Linked DNA regions of Homo sapiens: region 2 is linked to region 1. A link is an interaction called in ENCODE POLR2A ChIA-PET data of the cell type or tissue named here. Cell type or tissue: HCT116. All regions are shown on one strand. Links, peaks and the distances in the headings refer to the core of each region. The heading gives the core; the rest is flanking DNA. Region 1 holds the start of RDH8 (retinol dehydrogenase 8). Region 2 has its middle 7.2 kb from the start of NFILZ.

Region 1 (4,386 bases), core at 266-4,265:
GGAGGAGGTGCAGCTTTATACCAAATCTTTTTTATTTTCTATTATTTTTACATTTTATTTTGGAGACAGGGTCTTGATCTGTCACCCAAGCTGGAGTGCAGTGGTGCAATCATAGCTCACTGCAGCCTCCAACTCCTGCGTTCAAGCCATCCACCTGCCTCAGCCTCCTGAGAAGCAGGTACCACAGGCACACACTGCCACACCCAGCTAATTTTAAAATATGTATATTTTGTAGAGACCGGGATCTTGCTATGCTGCCCAGGCCGGTCTTGAACTTCTGGTCTCAAGCGATCCTCCGGCCTTGCCCTCCCAAAGCGCTGGAGTTACAGGCATGAGCCACCGCCCCTGGCACCAAGTCCTTTCTGCCTCACTCAGGCCCCCAACTGGGGTCCCAACCTCACCCCGAACTCTCACTCACCTACCTGCTTTATCCTCAGTCCCTCAGCTGCACAATAGGAGGTACCAGCCTCAGCCCCAAAGCCTTTCCTTCAAGTCCCTAACGGGTCCTCATCCCACCTCAAATCTCACCCCAGATCCCAAAATGGGGTCCCCAGCCTTACTCCAAACCTTCATCTGTCCACTCAAATCCCTAAGTCACGTGTCCTGGTCCCAAATTCTCACCACAGATCCCAAAACACAGTTTTCACTTTCCCCAAATTCTTGATTCCTCAAATAAAGGGTCTCATCTCCATCCCTAACCCTCATCTCCCCCCGCCCCAACTCAGGTCTCCAGTGGATGCCCCGGCCTCAATCCCAAATCCCCACCAAATGAGGGAGTCTGAGCTGGGTGCGGTGGCTCATGCCTGTAATCCCAGCATTTTGAGAGGCTGGGGCGGGCAGATCGCTTGAGTCCAGGAGTTAGAGATCAGCTGGCCAACATGGCGAAACCCCATCTCTACTAAAAATACAAAAATTAGCCAGGCATTGTGACTGGCGCCTGTAGTCCCAGCTACTTGGGAGGCTGAGGTGGGAGGATCACTTGAACACGGGAGGTGGAGGTTGCAGTGAGCTGAGGTTGTGCCACTGCGATCCAGCCTGGACAACAGAGCAAGACTCTGTCTGTCTCAAAAAAAAAGGCCGGCGCGTTGGTGGGAGGTGGTGGGAATCTGTCCCTGTCGCAAAGCAACGCACAGCCACTGGGGAGGAAGGGGTGGATTCTTGCCATTCTTGGGATGAGGCAGAGGCCCCCCTCACCGTGCTGGGACCCCCACCTCCAGCATGAAGAGGCCCCCATGAGGTCAAATAGAGCTTTTATGCAATTGGACAAGCGCAGACACGCAGGATGTGAGGGTGTTTCCCCAGGGAGGGGAGGAACCAAGAGGCGTATTCTGAGCCCTGAACTGCTCCCCGAACCCTGCTTCCCCCACCTCCGCCCCAGGGGAAGAGGGAGACGCAAGCAGTGCCTCCCTCCCAGCCTCTGACTCCCCAGACAAAGAGTCTCTGTGTCCCTGAAGAGGAGGGGTTGGGGCCCCATCAAGCCTGAGGGGGAGATGGGGGCCCCCCAGGGTGGGAGGAGGAGAGGGTATCTCTGTAAGCTGTGCCTCCTCCCACCCCAGGGACATCTGAGGCTGAGACTTCTCCAACTAAAAGACTCTCACAAAATTCCTGCCCTGCCCTGCCTTGCTGGAAGTTCTTCCTATAGTCTAACTACATCTTCTGACAGTTCTACACCCCTTCCCTCTATGAAACACTTCTGGATCCACATTCTCTGTCTCCTTCTCTCACTCTCTCCCTTCAATCAGAGATTCTTCACCCAGAATACAGACACTAATTCCCCCCAACTTTCACAGAAACTCTCCCCAGCCCTAAATAATTTATACTCGGCCAGGCTCAGTGGCTCATGCTTGTAATCCCAACACTTTGGGAGGCTGAGGCGGCTGGACCACTTGAGGTCAGGAGTTCAAGACCAGCCTGGCCAACATGGCGAAACCTCATCTCTACTAAAAATACAAAAATTAGCTGGGTGTGGTGGCACACGCCTGTAATCCCAGCTACTCAGGAGGCTGAGGCAGGAGAATCATTTTACCCTGGAAAGCTGAGGTTGTAGTGAGCCGAAATTGCACCACTGCACTCCAGCCTGGGTGACAAGAGCAAGACTCTGTCTCAAAATAATAATAATAATTTACAGTCATAATAAAAATTATAAATTAAGAAAACAGTTACAAATGGCCAAGGCAGGAGGATCACTTGAGGCCAAGAGTTCGAGACCAATCTGGGCAACATAGCAAGATCCCATGTCTAAAAGAAAAAGAAATTTAAAAATTAGCTGGGCATGGTAGTGTGCGCCGGTAGCCCCAGCTACTCTGGAGGCTGAGATAGGAGGATCGCTTGAGGCTGTGGTGAGCTATGATGGTGCCACTGCACTCCAGCCTGAGTGACAGAGCAAGATGCTGTCTCTTAAAAACAAACAAACAAAAACCAGTGATGTCTATAGTAGGTGCGGAGAAGAAATGTTTGGCAGATGAAGAAAATGAGGTGCAGAGAGGATTTAAGAGATTCTCTCTTACTGCCTGTTCAGGGTCAGTCCAGAATTGAGGGTCTCCGGGGGAGGGCAGAGGCTTTGCCCTGCAGGGGATCTGTGGGAGGGGGTTAGGAGGGAGCAGATGAGCCCAGGATGAATGGTCAGAGTCAGGTGCTGCCCGGCGGAGGTCACGAGTCCAGGGAGGGGATCAACATGGCCGCTGCACCCCGGACTGTGTTGATCTCCGGCTGCTCATCAGGAATTGGTCTGGAACTTGCAGTGCAACTGGCCCATGACCCCAAGAAGCGCTACCAGGGTAAGAAGTGCAGGGTGGCACTAGGAGGCAGCCGGGTGGAAACGGCTTCCCCAGCACTGTCTCCCCTACCCATCCCTCCCAGCTGCACTTGTGGGCTTGGGGAGACCCAGGATTCCCTCCAGGAATCATCCCCTCATCCTAGAAATATTTCTTGAGCATCTTCTGGGTGCTCTGAATGCTGGCAACACAACTGGAGATGAAATAGACAAAAATCTCAGCCCTCAGGACGGGTGTCATGTGGGGAGGAGAGGGAGAATGGGTGATAAACAGATAAAAAGAAATTGTTGCTCTATCTGGTGGGAATAAGTGCTGAGACACAAAATAAAGCATGCTGAGAGTGGCAGGGGGTGGGTGGGGGTTATTTTTAGAAGGGTTTCACTAGGGCATTTCCTAGATTGGAATAATCACTACCCTGATGCTCACTCTTCCACGTCTCCCCAGATTATTGCTTTTACTGAGATAAGCTTCTTAAGTGCTCCTGACCTTGGGGGTTGAAGGGATGGCCTTCTAGTTCTAAGAACTTGCCCTTCTGCACCTCTAGAATAAATCCCTGGGACCTGCATCCTAACCAACCAGGAGAACCCCTGACCCAGAGGGAGCATGCTGGAGTCAAAGTGGGCAAAGGGTTGTTACTTACAAAGAGGCGACTGGGGGTGAGGGCATTGCCCCAGTTGGCAGGGCTGCTTCTCCCAGCCCTCTGCCCTCTGTTTTAGAGACGCACACAGCTTTGAGCATGACAGCCTGAATGCCAGTGTGCAGGGAATAACGTGTGTCCCTATGGGCGGGCAGATGGGTGTATGAAACTGCTGGAGGCTAATGTTTATGGAGCTTTTACAATGCACCAAGCTGCATTCTAAGTGCCCTGAATCCAGGAAGTCATTTAATCCTCACATCACACCCGTGAGGCAGGCACAATCATTCACCCCATTTTATTATTATTTTATTATTTATTTATTTTGAGTCAGAGTCTTGCTCTGTCACCCAGGCTGAGTGCAGTGGTGCATCTTGGCTCACTGCAGCCTCCACTTCCCACGTTCAAGTGATTTTCATGCCTTGACCTCCCGAGTTTCTGGGATTAAGGCATGCACCACCACACCCGGCTAAGTTTTTGTATTTTTAATAGACAAGGTTTCACCATGTTGGCCAGACCGGTCTCGAACTCCTGGTCTCAGGTGATCTGCCTGCCTGGGCCTCCCAAAGTGCTGGGATTACAGGCATGAGCCACCGTGCCTGGCCTGCCCTATTTTAGAAATGAGGAAACTAAGGTGCAGACTGTGAAAGGTCTTTGCTCAAGGTCTCCCAGCTGCAAAGTAGCAGAGCTGGGATTTGAACTCAGGCAGCCCATCCCTTGCACCCATGTTTCCCACTATATCACATGTAGATGCAAGTGACCCCATTCACGTGCCTGCTACCCACAAATCACACTGACCCGAAGACAAGAGGCAAATGCCCCCAGGAGTGTTCATGGGTGATTATGGGTGCACACATTGGGGGATATCAAACACGTATGCTGGTGCATGTGCAGACATAGTACATATGCTGAGGTCCTGCTTAAGAACATAAGCTTGAGGCTGGGCACAGTGGCTCATGCCTGTAATCTCAGCACTTT
Region 2 (4,386 bases), core at 92-4,091, 1.4 Mb before region 1:
CTGGGTGTGGTGGCTCATGCTTGTAATCCCAGTACTTTGGGAGGAGGAGGCGAGAGGATTGCTTGGGCCCAGGAGTTGGAGGCTGCAGTGAGCTGTGATTGCACCATTGCATTCCAGACTGGACAACAAGCAAGACCCTGCCTCAAAAAAAAAAAAAAAAAAATCCCCCACCCCTGAGTGAGAGACCCTGGGGTGTGACCTCCTTACCCCTTGCTTGGGGTGGAGGGGTGGTGAGTGAGCGGGGAGGAAGGTATCGGACTGCGGGTCCAACTTCAGAAAAACCCGAGTTGGCTTCTGGGGCTCCAGTTCTTCATCTAGAACCAGCTGTCTTTGGTGCTGAGGACCAGAGATGCCCAAGTGGTTTGCTTGCCCGGGCATCCATCTCCCAGTCCTCCAAGGAAGTCATGCCTGGATGGAGTAGCCCTTGGCCACCTTTTCTGGGGTGGCCTGGGTCTGGTAGAAGGGGCCAAGTATTTTTTTTTTTTTGAGATGGAGTCTCGCTCTGTCGCCCAGGCTGGTCTCAAGGTCCTGACCTCAAGCAATCATCTTGCCTCAGCCTCCCAAAAGTGCTAGGATTACAGTGAGCCACAAAGTCTGGCCTTTGTGAGCATTTAAAACCCTGCCCCACCAGCCCTCCAACAACGACCAGGTGAAGACGCAGAGAGAAGGTGGCCATCTACAAGTCAAGGAGAGAGGCCTCAGAGGAAACCAACCCTACTGACACCTTGAACTTGGACCTCCAGCCTCCAGAACTGTGAGAAAATGAATTTCTGTTGTTTTAGCCAGGTCTGTGGTGCATTTTCTTGGCAGCCCTAGCAAGCTCATATGCTTTTTTTTTTTTTTTTTTGGAAACAGAGTTTCGCTCTTATTGCTCAGGCTGGAGAGCATGGTGTGATCTCAGCTCACTGCAACCTCCACCTCCCGGGTTCAAGCAATTCTCCTGCCTCAGCCTCCCAAGCAGCTGAGATTACAGGCACCTGCCATCACGCCTGGCTAATTTTTGTATTTTAGTAGAGATAGGGTTTCACCATATTGGTCAGGCTGGTCTTGAACTCCTGACCTCAGGCGATCCACCCGCCTCGGCCTCCCAAAATGCTGGGGATTACAGACGTGAGCCACCATGCCTGGCTGCTCATACATGTTTTAAGTTTGAATGATATTCCATTGTACATGTAGACCATGATTTGCCCCCTCTTGCTTCCATGCCAGTGTCCCCTGGAGCCGTCTCCCTGCTGTCTCCTGCTGTATCTGGGCTGGGCTGGGACCTAGTCTCAGCTGCAACTGTCTCCCCTGAACCCCCCCGTCTCCAACAGGCTCTGACCTCCAGACCCACCCCCCCTTCCACAGTCCCTAAGCCTTTTCCTATCTCCACTTTTCAGCCACAGAATCTGAGACCCAGATTGGAAGCTCCTTGTGGTGAGGGTTAGATTAAATATGTAATTCTTATAAGAGACTTAGAATGGTGCCTGGCACAGAAGCTATTATTACTATTATTATTATTTTGTGTGTGTGTGTGTGTGTGTGTGTGTGTGTGTGTGTGTGTGACAGAGTCTCTCTCTGTCTCCCAGGCTGGAGTGCAATTATATGATCTTGGCTCACTGCAACCTCTGTCTCCCGGGTTCAAGCAATTCTCCCGCCTCAGCCTCTCATGTAACTGGGATCACAGGTGCCCGCCACCGTGCCCAGCTAATTTTTGTTATTTTTAGTAGAGACTGGGTTTCACCATTTTGGCCAGGCTGGTTTTGAACTGCAGACCTGTGGTGATCCACCCGCCTCAGCCTCTCAAAGTGCTGAGATTACAGGCAGGAGCCACCGTGCCTGGCCTTTTATTTACTATTTTTTTTTGAGACAGGGTCCCACTCTGCCACCCAGAGGCTGGAGTGCAGAGGTGCCATCATAACTCACTGCAACCTCAGACTCCTGGGCTCAAGTGGTCCTCCAACCTCAGCCTCCTGAGTAGCTGAGATTACAGGTGCCCACCACCATGCCCAGCTAATTTTTGCATTTTTATTAGAGATAGGGTTTCACCTTTTGGCCAGGCTGGTCTCGAGCTCCTGACCTCAGGTGATCCACCTGCCTCCGCCTCCCAAAGTGTTGGGATTACAGGTGTGAGCCACCATGCCCGGCCACTCTGATATTATTAATTAGCTGATTGATTCAACAAACATTTATTGGGCCCCTACTCTGTGCCTTGTTCAGGCAGAAGAAGAGAACAACATCTCCACTCTCATAGCACTAGAAAAAGACAAAAGAACCAATAAACGAATACACACAGAGTAGATTCTCTTTACTTGTGGTAGTTCTGTTCTTTAATGTCGCCATGGACACTGAATTAGGGAACACTAAACTGTTGTTCCTGGGGAAATAAAAGGTTAGGTTCCTATGACTCTCTGGTCACAGCATTTTAATCAACTGATCAATACATAACCTTGGTTTATATGTGTTATTTAATTTAATTTAATTTTATTGAGACAGAGTCTCGCTCTGTTGCCCAGGCTAGAGTGCAGTGGCAGGATCTTGGCTCACTGCAACCTCTGCCTCCCAGGCTCAAGTGATTCTCATGCCTCAGCCACCAGAATAGCTGGGACCACAGGTGCGCACCACCATGTCTGGCTAATTTTTGTATTTTTAGTAGACATGGCATTTCGCCATGTTGGCCAGGCTGGTCTTGAACTCCTGGCCTCAAGTGATCTGCCCACCTTGGCCTCCCAAAGTGCTGGGATTACAGGCGTGTGAGCCATTGCACCCGGCCCTATATGTGTTTATTTATTTTTTATTTTTTGAGATGGAGTTTCGCTCTTGTTACCCAGGCTGGAGTGCAATGGTGCAATCTCGGCTCACTGCAACCTCTGCCTCCCGGGTTCAAGTGATTCTTCTGCCTCAGCCTCCCGAGTAGCTGGGATTACAGGCACCCGCCATCATGCCCGACTAATTTTGTATTTTTAGTAGAGACAGGGTTTCTCCGTGTTGGTCAGGCTGGTCTCAAACTCCCGACCTCGGGTGATCTGCCTGCCTCGGCCTCCCAAAGTGCTGGGATTACAGGCATGAGCCACTGCACCCGGCCTATATGTGTTTATTTTTAAAGACACCTTGTTAAATATATATAGTTGCTTCATTCACATTGAACTCATGGCTAACAGCAAGACCACTCGCGCCTGAATGAAGCTTCTCTAACACATGGATTTTCTCTGTGAGATTCATCACAGTCTTCTGTATACTGTGGTTTGAATGTGTCCCCACAAAAGACATGTGTTGGAAACTCAGTCCCCAGTGCAACAGTGTTGGGAAGTGGGGCCTAAGGGGAGGTGTTTAGGTGATGAAGGTTCCACCCTCATGAATAGATTAGGAACAATTTGAAAAGGGGTTGAGTGCTGGGTACAGTGGTTAATGCCTGTAACTCCAGCACTTTGGGAGGCTGAGGCAGGAGGATCCTTTGAGGCCAGAGGTTTGAGACCGGCCTGGGCAACATAGCAAGACCCTGTCTCTACAAAAAAAAAAAAATTAGCTGGGTGTGGTGGCATGAGTCTGTAGTCCCAGCTACTTGGGAGGCTGAGGCAGGAGGATCACCTGAGCCCAGGGAGGTTGAGGCTGCAGGGAGCTGTTATTATACCACTGCATTCCAGCCTGGGCAATAGAGGAAAACTCTATCTCAAAAAAAGGGGAGGATTAGGCTGGGTGCGGTGGCTCATGCCTGTAATCCCAGCACTTTGGGAGGCCGAGGTGAGTGGATCACCTGAGGTTGGGAGTTCGAGACCAGCCTGACCAACATGGAGGAAACTCGTCTCTACCAAAAAAATACAAAATTAGCTGAGTGTGGTCACGCAGGCCTGTAATCCCAGCTACTTGGGAGGCTGAGGCAAGAGAATCGCTTGAACCCGGGAGGTGGGGGTTGCAGTGAGTTGACATCGCGCCATTGCACTCCAGCCTGGGCAACAAGAGTGAAACTCTGCCTCAAAAAAAAAAAAAAAAAAAAAAAAAAAAAGAGGAGGATTGAGGCTATGAGCCTGATTTTTCTTGTTCTCTCACACTCTCTCTTTGCCCTTCCAACACATGAATTTTGGGGCACACGTTCACACCATAGCACCATCTAATGGAGCTGTGGTAAGGATTAGATTAAATACATGATTCTGGCCAGGCGAGGTGGCTCATGCTTGTCATCCCAGTGCTTTGGGAGGCTGAGGCAGGAGGGTTGCTTGGGGCCAGGAGTTTGAGATCAGCCTGGGCAACATAGCGAGGCCCCGTCTCTACAAAAAACAGAAAAAGTAGCCAGGCAGGGTGGCACATGCCTGTAGTCCCAGCTACTTGGGAGGCTGAGATGGGAGGATCACTGGAGCCAGGGAGGTCAAGGCTGCAGTGAGCCAAGATTTTGCCACTGCACTCCAGCCT

The links. Peaks named below come from ENCODE experiments on the same cell type or tissue, not always from the same donor. Only the 100,000 strongest peaks of a DNase experiment are listed, where the experiment ranks them.
Region 2: POLR2A ChIA-PET joins it to region 1 with 8 read pairs; 2 of 35 experiments call an interaction of 5 or more read pairs at or near these places.

The regions. Positions count from the first base shown.
Region 1 is chr19:10,010,824-10,015,209 of GRCh38, forward strand. RDH8 (retinol dehydrogenase 8) reads left to right here and starts at 2,660. Exons shown (of 6, transcript NM_015725.4): 1 at 2,660-2,777. The coding sequence starts at 2,675. RefSeq lists an enhancer at 3,281-3,450. In HCT116, for the core only: no CTCF peak of the experiment used is centred there; no DNase peak of the experiment used is centred there; H3K27me3 peaks cover 2,944 bases.
Region 2 is chr19:8,621,201-8,625,586 of GRCh38, forward strand. No RefSeq gene overlaps it. Among named protein-coding and RNA genes, the nearest start is that of NFILZ, 7.2 kb to the right of the region's middle. In HCT116, for the core only: a CTCF peak has its summit at 1,888 (motif pointing left); a DNase peak (open chromatin) is centred at 1,871.